Regions from separate parts of the Homo sapiens genome. Here region 2 is linked to region 1. A link is an interaction called in ENCODE POLR2A ChIA-PET data of the cell type or tissue named here. Cell type or tissue: Panc1. All regions are shown on one strand. Region 1 overlaps PRICKLE1 (prickle planar cell polarity protein 1). Region 2 has its middle 100 kb from the start of LINC02450.

What was found. ChIA-PET counts read pairs that join two places held together with the same protein. Peaks named below come from ENCODE experiments on the same cell type or tissue, not always from the same donor. Only the 100,000 strongest peaks of a DNase experiment are listed, where the experiment ranks them.
Region 2: POLR2A ChIA-PET joins it to region 1 with 6 read pairs; 2 of 35 experiments call an interaction of 5 or more read pairs at or near these places.

Annotation. Positions count from the first base shown.
Region 1 is chr12:42,538,530-42,542,529 of GRCh38, reverse strand. The region is part of intron 1 of PRICKLE1 (prickle planar cell polarity protein 1); the gene reads left to right. Among named protein-coding and RNA genes, the nearest start is that of PRICKLE1, 49 kb to the left of the region's middle. In Panc1, no CTCF peak of the experiment used is centred here; no DNase peak of the experiment used is centred here.
Region 2 is chr12:42,793,469-42,797,468 of GRCh38, reverse strand. No RefSeq gene overlaps it. Among named protein-coding and RNA genes, the nearest start is that of LINC02450, 100 kb to the right of the region's middle. In Panc1, no CTCF peak of the experiment used is centred here; no DNase peak of the experiment used is centred here; H3K27ac peaks cover 3,148 bases.

The sequences.
Region 1 (4,000 bases):
ATAGGCATGCACCACCACACTCAGCCAAGTTTTGTATTTTTAGTAGAGACGGAGTTTCACCATATTGGTCAGGGTGGTCTTGAACTCCTGACCTTAGGTGATCCACCCATCTTGGCCTCCCAAAATGCTGGGATTACAGGCATGAGTCACCGTGCCTGGCCGCAAAATAAATTTTTAAAACAAATTGAGAATATTGAATATAGATTAAATATGTAATAACATTATGAAAAAAAATCATATAAAAGCCCTAGTTTTATCTTACTTTCTTTGACAGCATAAAAAAAAAACCAAAGACCACACAAGCCATATCTTGGTGACATCTTACACCATCATATCAAAATTCTTGGCATTTCTGCCCCCTTAGCTGTCTTCTCACACCCTGTTCGTAGAGTGATGAGGGAGTAGCTTCTAGCTCTGCTCCTTACTAGGCTGCTGAAATTTCCTGGGCAAGCCATCTTCCTCTCATAGCTTCATTTTCTTGGTAAGATAAAACAATTATACTAGCCCCCTGAGGACTATGTTCGGAGTGAGTTCTAGTATGACTTCATAAACTTGAAAGGACTACACAAATGAGATGTTGCAAGCCCGTTTCTCTTCCTGGCTCTGTGCTTCCTGAACCCTATGGCTAGAGGGGAGCATGGATCCCCTTCTTGACTTGCTCTGTCATAAACATGATCTTAAACGTGAACATGCTCACTATTCTACCTTCAAGGAAAGGTCAGCCTAATGTAGGGAACAAGCACTTCTGATCCTTTCTCACCTGACTGTGCTGATACACAAGCTCTTTGGCTAGTGACAGTCACCTGGCCAGCCTTGGAGGATGTTACTGGGACTGCTGTCTCTTGACTTTGATGAGGAAAACAGTTCTGTGCTCAAAAAAGGAAGAGTGGGGGTCCAGGCATGGTGACTCATGCCTGTAATCCCAGCACTTTGGGAGGCTGAGGCAGGAGAATCATTTGAGCCCAGGAGTTTGAGACCAGCCTGGGCAACATAGTGAGACCCCATCTCTACAAAAAATGTAAAAATTAGCTGGGCGTGGCAGTGTGCACCTGTCCTGACTACTTGGGAGGCTGAAGTGGGAGGATTGCTTGAGCCCAGGAGGTCGAGGCTGCAGTGAGCCATGATGGCACCACTGCACTCCAGCCTGGGCAACAGAGCAAGACCCTGTCTCAAAAAAAAGAAAAAAAAAAGAGAAGAGTAGAGTTGGCATGATTTTTGCATAGGAAACAACAACCAAACCAGATAATTGAGGACAAAAACAATCTTCTTTGTGATCTGAGTAATTTTTTCCTTATATAGTATAAATTATGCATATAATCGCCAACTTCTGTTTTGTTCTGAGCTATCTGGACCTCATTTCAGCAACCGATGCCTAAAAGTTTTCCTCTGGAAAAGTGCATCTTATGTTACCAACTGTATTTGTATATTAATATATTTCTTGAAATTGTACTTCAGTTCTTTGAATTATTTATCTCTGAATGGGGGCTATAGAGCAATTCCAAGTGAGCAGCTAACATACTTGTTTAAATGAAAAAAAAACCAAATACCTCTCTATTCTACCCATAAATAGATATGTTGTATAATTTGAGGAAAGATTTCTAAATACAACCACAAAGTGAGAGGATCTTAAGGAGTAAGGAGGCTTGATGGAGGTAGAAGAAAATATTTTGGCTGGGCGCAGTGGCTCACAACTGTAATCCCAGCACTTTGGGAGGCTGAGGTGGGCAGATCACCTGAGGTCAGGAGTTTGAGACCAGCCTGACCAACATAGTGAAACCCTATCTCTACTAAAAATACAAAATTAGCCAGCGTGGTGGTGCATACCTGTATTCTCAGCTACTTGGGAGGCTGAGGCAGGAGAATCGCTTGAACCCGGGAGGCGGAGGTTACAGCGAGCCAAGGTCACACTATTGTACTCCAGCCTGGGCAACAAGAGCAAAACTCCATCTCAAAAACTATATATATATATGTATTTCATGACCACCAAGCTATGATAAATATCTTTCAGATATAATAAAAAATAATTAGCATTCATTTAAAGCTTACTATATGCTAAATATTTGTTTACTATAAGTGCCATATGGTCAGTATTGCATTTAATGCTCCTAACAATCCTCCTTGCCTTCCCATTTCACCAATGAAGAAACTGAGTCTTAAAGAGATAATTTTCCTAAGACCAACATGATGAGGAGGCTGAGTAGAGAATTTGTTTTCAGGTAGCAACTTCAGACCCAAACTCTTAACTGTGACACTGCAGCCATCTTTCTATCAGAGCTGCTTATCTCCTCCTGAGGGAAACATTCTATCAGTTATCCTCTCCACAGTGAAGTGGGAGTTTGAGGAATCTTAGCACAAACTTTTATTGGCTTATGTTATGTAGCATGAGTAAAGCTATGGATTTAACTCTTGAAACATTTCCATCTTTTAATGTGAAAAACACCATCTTAAACAAAACCAGGGAGGTTCATGATGTACACACAATATAATCCCTGATTAACTTGACTAGGTGGAATGAGTCTATGTTGTACTGATCACAGTTGATTTTCTTCTCACACCGCCTAGAATGCCCACTGGGAGAGATATCAAGTATTCTCCAGGACATTAGATTGTAATTAAAGGCAGTGTTCCACTGTTTCTTTAACTTTCTCTGAAGTCCAAAATCAAAACCAGAACCCTAGCATACTTGACATTTCTTTCAGTCTTGTGCATTAATAAAACTTTTTTCTTGTTGCTTTGTCAGGAATACATTTAAGAAGGCACAAAGGACTCTTTAAAAAAACTTAATGCATAAATATGTGACTTTTCAAAATACAAAAATGACTGACTTTATAAACCTAACTCTAAAGCTTTTAATTAATAACTGATTACAAATAGTGATTGCTGAGATTTCTAGAAAAATAGGAAATTTTGGATGGAAAGCCATCATAAGAATTGTGCTCATAACAAGACAGCAGCTGTCTTATTCAAAGACATTGCTCTCTATTTCAGGGTAAAATAGAAGGTCTCAGTAATATAAGAACACAGATAAAGTTTCTGGTTGTATTACTTTTTTTTTTTTTTTTGAGACAGAGTCTCGCTCTGTCACCCAGGCTGGAGTGCAGTGGCATGATCTCAGCTCACTGCAAGCTCTGCCTCCCAGGTTCATGCCATTCTCCTGCCTCAGCCTCCCGAGTAGCTGGGACTACAGGCGCCCACCCCCACGCCCGGCTAATTTTTTGTATTTTTTAGTAGAGACAGGGTTTCACCGTGTTAGCCAGGATGGTCTCGATCTCCTGACCTCGTGATCCACCCGCCTCGGCCTCCCAAAATGCTGGGATTACAGGCGTGAGCCACCGTGCCCAGCCAGATTGTATTACTTTTGTGAATATTTTAATCATTTTCTAACTTCAAGACAGAACTTTGACGTTCAAGTTTTTGTACTTTCAGGATACTATTCAGCATTCCTTCAGCTATCAAATTACATTATATTTTCCAGCTATTTCTTAAATTATTTGATGTATGCTATATTAAAATTTAAAATTCATTTTAAATCTGCTAAACAGAATTACTTCCCATGTTTTTTTCTTGAAGTTGAGCTAGCATAGCTACCACTCTCTAACTTTTGGGAAATCTAAGGCAATAAATGGTTAGATAAAAGACCTAATGTCTTTAAAAAAGAAACAAGAAACTGTATTTATGTGTCACATTGCAGCAATTTGCAACAAACTGCATCATATATAATGCACTTAAAGATAGGAAAACTTACTTCCCTTGTATCCCTACACTGTGTGGTCCCTAATTAGGGATGTGAAGAGCAATAATATGTGGTTCTGTGTCTTAATGAGCTTAAAATCTAATTAGGAAGACAAAAAAGATACACATCAAACTATTAGGGCATTAAACCATATGGTATTAACTCTAGTAGAAGTTCAGAGAAGGGAAAAAGAATGATGAGCTAGAATCTTGATACTCCATGCTCGGGACATGGAGTGATCCTCTGACCGGTAGCAGTTCTGTTGTT
Region 2 (4,000 bases), 250 kb before region 1:
TCTCCTGACCTCGTGATCTGCCTGCCTCGGCCTCCCAAAGTGCTGGGATTACAGGCGTGAGCCACCGCGCAGCCCCTCATACATTTTTTTAAAGTCAATGTTCATCTGAGATTCTGATTTTCAGAGCTGTAGTAGAATATATACTAATTTCTTAATTCAAAAAAGGTAATTTTTATATTTAAAAAAATACTTCCAAAATAAAGTTAAAGCATAATTTCAGCTATGCTACTTGAGCTTTCAGTTATATTACTTTAATAAGAAATGAAATTGAAGAACATGGGTAGGCACGGTGGCTCAGGCCTGTAATCCTAGCACTTTGGGAGGCGAAGATGGGAGGACTGCTTAAAAAGTGTTCAAGTCCAGCCTGGGCAACATAGTGAGACCCCTGTCTCTACAAAACATAAAAAATTAGCCTGTCATGGTGGCATGTGACTGCAGTCTCAGCTACTCTGGAGACTGAGGTGGGAGGATTGCTTGAGCCTGGGAGATCATGGCTGCAGTTAGCTGTGATTGTGCCAATATACTCTAGTCTCGGTGACAGAATGAGACCCCATCTCTTTAAAAAAAAAAAAAAGCTTAAGATATGTAAGAATCTCACTAATGAACTAATTATATAGATTTTTGTAAACATAATTGTAAATAATACAAAAAAAGTGTTCTTTTAATCACTAAAAACAAGGGTATTCATGTAATTTCTTCAAAATTATCAACTTTTTTTCCTTCCTTTCCCACGTATAGTCCAACATCACATCTACTCTTTTCCACTCCCAGCAGCTATTTTCCATCTGCTGTCTGGGTTATTGATGCCAGTCTCTTCCAAACATTTCTCTTCCTAACATGTGACCTACTCTGAAGAATGTTTTGGGTGCCCTTGAGAAGAATGTACATTCTGTTGCTGTGGGATGGAATGTTCTGTACATGTTTTTTAGGTCCATTTGGCCTACAGTGTACTCCAAATCCAATTTTTTTTTTATTAATTTTCTGTTTGGATAATCTGTCCATCTTTGAAAGTGAGTTCCCTACTATTGCTATAGTGCAATCTATCTCTCCCTTTGGGTCTTTCAATATTTACTTTATATATTTAGGTGTTCTGTGTTGGGTATATATATTTACAATTATTATATCCTCTTCATGAATTAACCCCTCTATCATTATAGATATAAGAACATTAGTTCTTCTTTGTCTCTTTTTACAGTTTTGACTTAGTCTATTTTGTCCAATGTAAGTACAGCTACCTCTACTCTTTTTTGGTTTCCATTGGTGTGGAATATCTTTTCTCATCCCTTCACTTTCAGTTCATGTGTGTCCTTAAAAGTGAGGTGAGTCTCTTGCAGGCAGCACCTAACTAGAACCTTCACCTTCCTTAAGTCACAATTTGATATCACTTCCTGATTTTCCGCAACTAGGCTAGGCACCCTGTTTAGTACTTCCAAGACTTTTACTTCACTGTCTTTCAATTGCCTGCGTATGGTATCCCTGAGGACTGAGATACTCACTGACATGAGGGTAGGGCTGGGGAGGAGCGCTCACTATATAGTCACTGAGTGAATGAGTAAATCATAATTTTACCTCCCCATTTTCTCCTACTCTTCTCTAATCACCTATTCTTTGTCATCCCCAACTACCTTCATGATTGGAAAGATAAGAGAGTTGTTGAGAAAAAAACACTAGGTTTGGTTTCAGTGCCCCAGAAGTCCTAACTCTATTATTGTACTATTTGAGCTACCTTGGATTTTTTTTTTTTTTTTTTTTTGAGATGGAGTCTCCTTCTGTCACCCAGGCTGGAATGAAATGGCACAATCTCAGCTCACTGCAACCTCCACCTCCTGGGTTCAAGCACTTCTCCTGCCTCAGCCTCCCAAGTAGCTGAAATTACAGGTGCCTTCCACCATGCCCAGCTAGTTTTTATATTTTTAGTAGAGACAGGATTTCACCATGTTGGCCAGGCTGGTCTCGAACTCCTGACCTCAAGTGATCCACCTGCCTCAGCCTCCCAAAGTGCTGAGATTACAGGCATAAGCCACTGCACACAGCCAAAAGTTATCACCAAAATCTTTTATGGCAGTGACATTCATCATATTGAATGTATTAGTCAAGAACATAGACACAGATGAAAGACAACTTGAGTTGGTGTCACAAATATCTGGATATTGGAAATACAATTCAAGAATCAAAAAGGTGGCTTACCTTCACTGGGTCCCCAAGGCCATGTTCCTGTGCCTCATGCTCAAAGTCTTCTGGATTCTAAACCTACCTGTTAGTAAACCTTATCCTTTTGTTGCTTTCCAGATAAATACATTGTGCTCTCTGGCCCATACATATTGTTCCTATGTCCTGCCATATGGCCTGCCCTTCCCTTTAGCCAATATTATTTATCCCAAGTACACATCTTCCTCTGTGATGAGTTTTTTCAACTTAGTCACACACAGTCCACTCACTGTGAAGAGTGTATTCATATATCCATTCATCTCATAAGCATTTATTGGCCTCCTGCTATGTGTCAAGCACAGCCCTGGATGTTATGGAGAATACCAAAATGAGAACTGCTCCTCCTTCAGAGGAAGGAGCTTACAGTCGATGAAGGAAGAGACAGACTGAACAAATAGCTATTACTTGATATTGAAAAAAAAACAAATCTAAAGAGATTGGATCAGTGCACTACGACAGCATGAGGGAAGGGGCAGTCAAACAGGCCTTGAGGAAGAGGAGCAAAGAGAGATCAAGTTGTTCTGTGCAAGGGAAAAATCTGAGCAAAGGAACAGGGCCCATATGGAAAGCCATAAGTAGCTTAGCATAGGGTGTGTGGAAGGATATAGTAGGACTTCAGCCTGACAAAGTGAAATAAAAGTCAAACAGAAGTTTCTTATGGCCATAAGATGTATACAACTATTTTACCCAAACAAGATAAACATAGCCCTAAAGTAAACTGAAGGGGTAGCAAAATATTAGTAAACAATCATTCACTCAATACATATTTACAGGGCAACCGTAATTGGGACTATGCCAGGGGCTGGACATAGAGCAGGAAACAGGGAAGAGGCTCTGCCCTTAAGGAGCACAGCAGCCTTGTGAAGAGACTGACTGATAAACAGGTAATTACAATACAGTGTGGCAGTGGTAAATACAGGGTGCTAACCCACTGGGAAGCCAGCGTGGAAAGGGAAGTACAGTCCAGAAATCATGCTCCATGAGGAAAAAGCTGGTGTCTTATCCCTGGTAATAGGAAAGGACCTGGTTCCTAGTAGATATTAGATAAATAAATGAGTGAATGAATGACTACAGCATGAAGTTTCACCTCATTTTAAACCATGAGAATGAATAGAAATAGCCAGATGAGATATTAAAAGAAGGTAGCCTATATAAAACTTTCAGAAACACAGAAAAGAATTTTTTAGCCCAAATTCTTTCATTTTCTGTTTCCCCACACAAATTTACTCTTGTAATTTGCTAACCCTCCATTGTTGACAGTGGGGCTAATTTGCTACTTTTTCTTCCATAACATGAAAGTTTTTACACTAGACTTGATATAAAGTAGGTATGTGATAAAAATAAATGAATGATTGGCCAGGTGGGTCAGTGGATGGACGGATGGATGGAGAGAGGGATGGAGAGAGGGACGGAAGGATAAAGGAGGGAGGGAGGGAGGGAATGAATCAATTACCTGCAAGAAGCCTGGATATATCAAAGTACCTTTACATAATGTTACCACCTTAAATGTGTTTTTCTGGTTCATTGAGATGACTGAGAAAATGTAGTCAACAAAATTTCAACACCATTTTAAACAATGATGTAGAGCCTTGTCCAAGAATTACTGTTCTCATTAAAAGGGCTATAATGCAAATAACACAATTAAAATACAATCAAATCTATCACATAATATTCCATAAATGAAGAGCATTAAATAATTCACGCACCTTTAGGAAAGAACATTCCACTAAAAATTAAGTATTGAAACCACATGAAGGATTTTTTTTCCTTTAAGCATATGCTTTCTTGTTAA